Regions from separate parts of the Homo sapiens genome. Here region 2 is linked to region 1. Evidence: read pairs that join two places in POLR2A ChIA-PET (ENCODE). Cell type or tissue: endothelial cell of umbilical vein. All regions are shown on one strand. Each heading gives the region's core, and the rest is flanking DNA. Links, peaks and the distances in the headings are about the cores only.

The links. ChIA-PET counts read pairs that join two places held together with the same protein. Peaks named below come from ENCODE experiments on the same cell type or tissue, not always from the same donor. Only the 100,000 strongest peaks of a DNase experiment are listed, where the experiment ranks them.
Region 2: POLR2A ChIA-PET joins it to region 1 with 7 read pairs; 4 of 35 experiments call an interaction of 5 or more read pairs at or near these places.

Annotation. Positions count from the first base shown.
Region 1 is chr20:47,329,889-47,332,797 of GRCh38, reverse strand. All of the region lies in intron 2 of ZMYND8 (zinc finger MYND-type containing 8), which reads left to right. Among named protein-coding and RNA genes, the nearest start is that of ZMYND8, 25 kb to the left of the region's middle. RefSeq lists an enhancer at 1,054-1,554. In endothelial cell of umbilical vein, for the core only: no CTCF peak of the experiment used is centred there; a DNase peak (open chromatin) is centred at 1,247; H3K27ac peaks cover 1,967 bases.
Region 2 is chr20:47,547,483-47,550,391 of GRCh38, reverse strand. The region is part of intron 1 of NCOA3 (nuclear receptor coactivator 3); the gene reads right to left. Among named protein-coding and RNA genes, the nearest start is that of NCOA3, 47 kb to the right of the region's middle. In endothelial cell of umbilical vein, for the core only: no CTCF peak of the experiment used is centred there; no DNase peak of the experiment used is centred there.

The DNA.
Region 1 (2,909 bases), core at 87-2,586:
AGTGAAATTGTGGGGTCATAGGGTAACTATTAACCTTTTGAAGAATATACACATTTAAATTTTTTGTGTTGTCTTTATTTATTTTTTTGAGATAGGGGCTTGCTCTGTTCCCCAGACGGGAGTGCAGTGGCATGATCCTCGCTCACTGCAGCCATGAACTTCTGGGCTCAAGCAATCCTCCCATCTCAGCCTCTTGAGTAGCTGGGACTACCTGTACATGCCACCATGCCTGACTAATTCTTTAATTTTTTGTAGCGACAGAGTCTTGCTATGTTGCCCAGGCTGGTCTCCAACTCATGGGCTCAAGTGATCCTCCTGCCTTGGCCTGCCAACGTACTGGGATTATAGGTGTGATCCACCATGCTTGGAGTCACAGACTTTTAAAGGCACTTGTCTCCCCTCTCTGCTGTCTTGACCCCCACATCTTTCCTACTAGCAACTGCTGTATTTCTGTCCTCTTCTTCAAAGCCAAACTTATTTTTTTTTTGAGATTGAGTCTCACTATATTGCCCAGGCTGGAGTGCAGTGGCACAATTTTGGCTCACTACAACCTCTGCCTCCCGGGTTCAAATGATTCTCATGTCTCAGCCTCCTGAGTAGCTGGGATTATAGGCGCACGTCACCATGCTCGGCTAATTTTTGTATTTTTAGTAGAGACGGGGTTTCACCATGTTGGTCAGGCTGGTCTTGAACTCCTGACCTCGTGATCCGCCTGCCTCAGCCTTCCAAAGTGTATTTTTTACACTTTTTGTATTTTTAGTAGAGACGGGGTTTCACCATGTTGGTCAGGCTGGTCTTGAACTCCTGACCTCATGATCTGCCTGCCTCAGCCTTCCAAAGTGCTGGGATTACAGGCGTGAGCCACCGCGTCCAGCAAGCCAAACTTCTTAGAAGCGTCTGTATTCCTGTCTTTGTCCTGCAAGCTCCAATGTGGCTTCCACCCTGACCTTCCACATTCACATCCCCACTGAGCTTCCTGGAGACTCTGTGTTGCCTTTTCCAGGGGAGGTTTTCCATCCTCATCTGCTGCGCTGTCTCTGCAGTACTGGAGATGCTGATTATTCTTGTGGACACTCTCTCTTCCTTTGCCTTCTTTGCCACCGCAGTGCTGATTTTCCTTCTGTTTCCCTGGCACCTTCTCCTCCTCTCTCTGGCCATTAAATGCTGGAGTTGCTGAAAGCTTGGCCCTGTCCTTGTCTCGCCTAGCACGTTCCTTCTCTGGGTGATCTTACCCACATCTGGAGCTTTATGACTCAGACATTTATGTTTCCAACCTAGATTGCTTCTGAGTCATGGTGCAGAGGGTCAGCTGCCTACCTGACCTCCCTGCCTGTTCATGGGCGTCTCAAACTCAAGATGTCCATGAGAGATTTTACATCTTCACCCCCAGAGATATGGACTCATTCCCCATTCTTCTGTTCTTTGCCCTTTTGTGTCATTTTCTTACAATATCGTATCCTAAATGTCACTCCACTTCAACCAGCCTATCACCATTGAACTACAGTGGCCTCGTAGTTGTTCTCACTATCTCTATCTGCCGCACCCTCCCAGTCTTTTGAAAGGAACATCTTCCTGGCTATCCCTTCCTACTTTAAACTCTTAAGTGTTTCCTCCTTGGCTTTTAGATTCATAATTGCAAAACCCTCCTGTGCTGGCCTCTGCCCATCTTGCTAGTCTCTGTTCTCTCTGTGTTCCATTCTCTCCGTGTTCCGTTCTCTCTGTGTTCCACTTCTCTCCGTGTTCCACTTCTCTCTTCTCCAGCCACACTGACTGTGCAGATCCATCAAAGCCTCAGGGCCTTTGCCCATACCTTGAAGGTCCCCTCCTTGCCTTCCTCTCCTTACTCCCCATCAATTTTAAGGCTCAAAATGAGGATGAGTTCTGCCTTTTGTTTTTGCTCATCCTGTTTTACTACCACCTTGCCTGCTGCTGGTGAGCGTATAATAAATATTTTTTTGAATGAACAAATGATTTAGCTCTATCAGATGGGTAGAACTTCTATCCTAGAGACTGAAGTAAAAGCAGCCTTTCGGCGAGAGAGGATGGCTTTGTTTTCAGCATTAATCCAGTGCCTGGAGATTATTACCCAGCTCAAGTGTCTGTTCTCTGCAAAGCGACTGGTGGCCTGTCTTCCTTTTCCCTCTAGGGACATAGTACTCTTTGAAATGGCCCTTTCCCCCTGGTTTCTTTGCTTTCTGACATATTAGTATAACTTCTAATGGGCGCCTTCTAAAACACAAGTCAGATTGTCCCACTCTCCTTTAAATTTGCAGTGGCTCCTTAAGAACACAGCCTTAAGGGCATGGTGTCTCACGCCTGTAATCCCAGCATTTTGGGAGGCTGAGGCAGGAGGATAGCTTAAGCCCAGGAGTTCAAGACCAGCCTGGGCAAAGTGGCAAGACCCACCCGTTCCTACAAAAAAAAAAAAAAAAAAAAGCAAAAAACCCAGGCATGGTGGCTTGTCTCTGCAGACCCAGCTACTTGGGAGGCTGAGGTGGGAGGATATCTTGAGCCCAGAAGGTGGAGCCTGCAGTGAGCTATGATCTTGCCACTGCACTGCAGGGGTCCTGCAGCATCTGTCTTTCCTGGACAGACTGCACGGCCTTGTGAGAGTCCTGTGATGTGCACCTTGCTGAGACACACTTGGCATTGCCTTCCAGACTGACCTTCGTGAGGACCATCCTCACTGTGTCCATGGAGACCCAAGCCCTCTCTTGGCCTGAACCCTTTATTTACAGTCTCCCACAGAGAAGTTCTTTTAGGTTCCAAAGTCAAAAATCACTCTTCAAAGTACCTTAAATTGCCCACGAAAGTATTCAGCTTTGATCAGAAATTCGTATGCATACTAAAGAGTTAACAATTGCCAGGCTAGACTAAAGGAGTGAAAGGTGAATCCATATTCACATTTC
Region 2 (2,909 bases), core at 178-2,677, 220 kb before region 1:
GCTCACAGCAACCTCTGCCTCCCGGATTCAAGCAATTCTCCTGCCTCAGCCTCCCGAGTAGCTGAGATTACAGGCATGTGCCTCCATGCCCGACTAATTTTGTATTTTTAGTAGAGATGGGGTTTCTCCATGTTGGTCAGGTTGGTCTCAAACTCCCAACCTCAGGTCATTTGCCCACCTCGGCCTCCCAAAGTGCCGGGATTACAGGTGTGAGCCACCGCGCCTGGACTTCAAACCCTTTTAAAAAAAAAAAAAAATTGAAATACAACACAGTAAAACGGGAGACTTCTTACTTCTTTTGGCAGTTAGAAGAATAATTGTAAAAAGAGACATCTGGAGAATAAGGCTCTGCAAGCTTTCTCAGGCCAACTTAAAAAGTTAAAAGAACAGCCAGCACAGTGGCTCACGCCTGTAATCCCAGCACTCTGGGAGGCCCAGGTAGGCAGACTGCTTGAGCTCAGGAGTTTGAGACCAGCCTAAGCAACATGGTGAAATCATGTCTCTACAAAAAATTACAAAAATTAGCCAGGCATGGTGGTGGCGTGCGCCTGTAGTCCCAGCTATTTAAGAAGCTAAGGTGGGAGGATTTCTTGAGCCTGGGAGGTAGAGGCTGCAATAAGCCTTGATTGTGCCACTACACTCCAGCCTGGTGACAGAGGAAGACTCTGTCCCCAAAAAAGAGAAGAAAGAAGAAGAATTTAAGAGAACAAAGGTTTGTGAATCTGCAAACCTGGAAACTGATCTCATTAAATCATCTGTGCTCAAGCCTCTAGATCCAACCACCACCAATTTATACAAAATACAGAAGACTTTTTTTTTTTTTTTTTTTTTGAGACAGAGTCTTCGCTCTGTTGCCCAGGATGGAGTGCAGCAGACAGATCATAGTTTGCTGTAGCCTCAACCTCCTGGTCTCAAGTGATTGCCATGTCTCAGCCTTCCGGGTAGCTGGGACCGCAGGTACCTGTCATCCTGTGCCCAGATAAATTTTTTTTTAACCACATCATGCCCAGCTAATTTTTTTTTTTAATTTTTTGTCAATCTGGGGTCTTGCCATGTTGCCCAGGCTGGCCTCAAACTCCTGGGCTTAAGTGATCCTCTCACCTCAGCCTCCCAATGTGCTGGCATTACAGGCAAGAGCTGCTGCACCAGGCCTAAAAACTTTTTTATTACAAAGTTAATACATGTTCTCCATAGGTGATACAAAATTAAGGATAGTTAAGTCCATGATGGCTCAGGACTGTAATCTAACACTTTTGGAGGCTGAGGTGGGAGGATCACTTGAGCCCAAGAGCTCGAGACCACCCTAGGCAACGTGGTGAGACCCCCATCTCTACAAAAAATTTAAAAAATGTTTTAAATACAGTTTTTACATCTTTGAAGTTTATGCATTACATCCAATCCAAACCAAGAAAACACTAATTTAACAAATGTTCTCAATAATAATAATTCACTATTAATTTTTAAAATTCATTAAATGGTATTTTTAGGAGACCCTTTAAAATGCTATTGATTTTATCATATTCACCAAATGAAGACCTCACAGATATTATTTCACATCTTGTGCCTAACAGCAGTACGCAGAACAGAGTGGCCCTTCTTGGGGAGACTACACAGTAAACCATCATGACATAATTAATCCTTTCTAGATTACTGCAACTCTACTGATTTGCTGAAACAGAATAAAAACATTGAGAAGGCATAATATACATGCACACTTTTTTAAAAGCATTTCTCAATTGCATGTTAATGTCTATCGACATGTACCACCCCTTCTTCTCAAACTGCCACTGAAAATGCAGTAAAAAAGATTTTTTTTTAATTTTTATTTTTATTTTATTTTATTTTTTGAGATGGAGTTTCACTCTTGCCACCCAGGCTGGAGTGCAGTGGCATGATCTCAGCTCACTCCAACCTCTGCCTCCCAGGTTCAAGTGATTCTCCTGCCTCAGCCTCCCGAGTAGCTGAGATTACAGGCGCCTGCCACCATGCCCAGCTAATTTTTTGTATTTTTAGTAGAGACGGGGTTTCGCCATGTTGGGCTGGCTGGTCTGGAACTCCTGACCTCAGGTGATCTGCCTGCCTCAACCTCCCAAAGTGCTGGGATTACAGGTGTGGGCCACCGCACCTGGCCTAGAATGAATTTTTTTTTTTTAAAGGAACCTTTTTTTATTAGGCTTAGAGAGTAAGAAAACAAATAAGAAATTCTCTTATATATATGACAGGTGGTAACTCACAATTCCTCTATATTAACAAATCACCCTAACTTTATTTAACCAATTTCAGAGTCAACTTCCATCTTAAATGGATTTCTAGAAACAGTTCCAGCCTAAAGAGACGGGAAGCTAAAATAAAACCAACAAAGGCTGAGCATGGTGGCTCACACCTATAATCCCAGCACTTTGGGAGGTCGAGGCAGGTGGATAACCTGAGGTCAGGAGTTCAAGACCAGCCTGGCCAACTTGGTAAACCCCATCTTTATTAAAAATAAAAATAAAATAAAATAAAATAATTAGCAGGGGGTGGTGGCAGGCGCCTGTAATCCTAGCTACTCGGGAGGCTAAGGCACGACAATCGCTTGAACCCAGGAGGTGGAGGTTGCAGTGAGCTGAGATCATGCCACTGCACTTCAGTCTGGGTGACAGAGCGACACTCCATCTCAAAAAATAACAAAACGGGCCGGGCGCGGTGGCTCATGCCTGTAATCCCAGCACTTTGGGAGGCCGAGGCGGGTGGATCACGAGGTCAGGAGATCGAGACTATCCTGGCTAATGTGGTGAAACCCTGTCTCTACTAAAAACACACACACAAAAAATTAGTCGGGCATGGTGATGGGCGCCTGTAGTCCCAGCTACTCAGGAGGCTGAGGCAGGAGAATGGTGTGAACCCGGGAGGTGGAGCTTGCAGTAAGC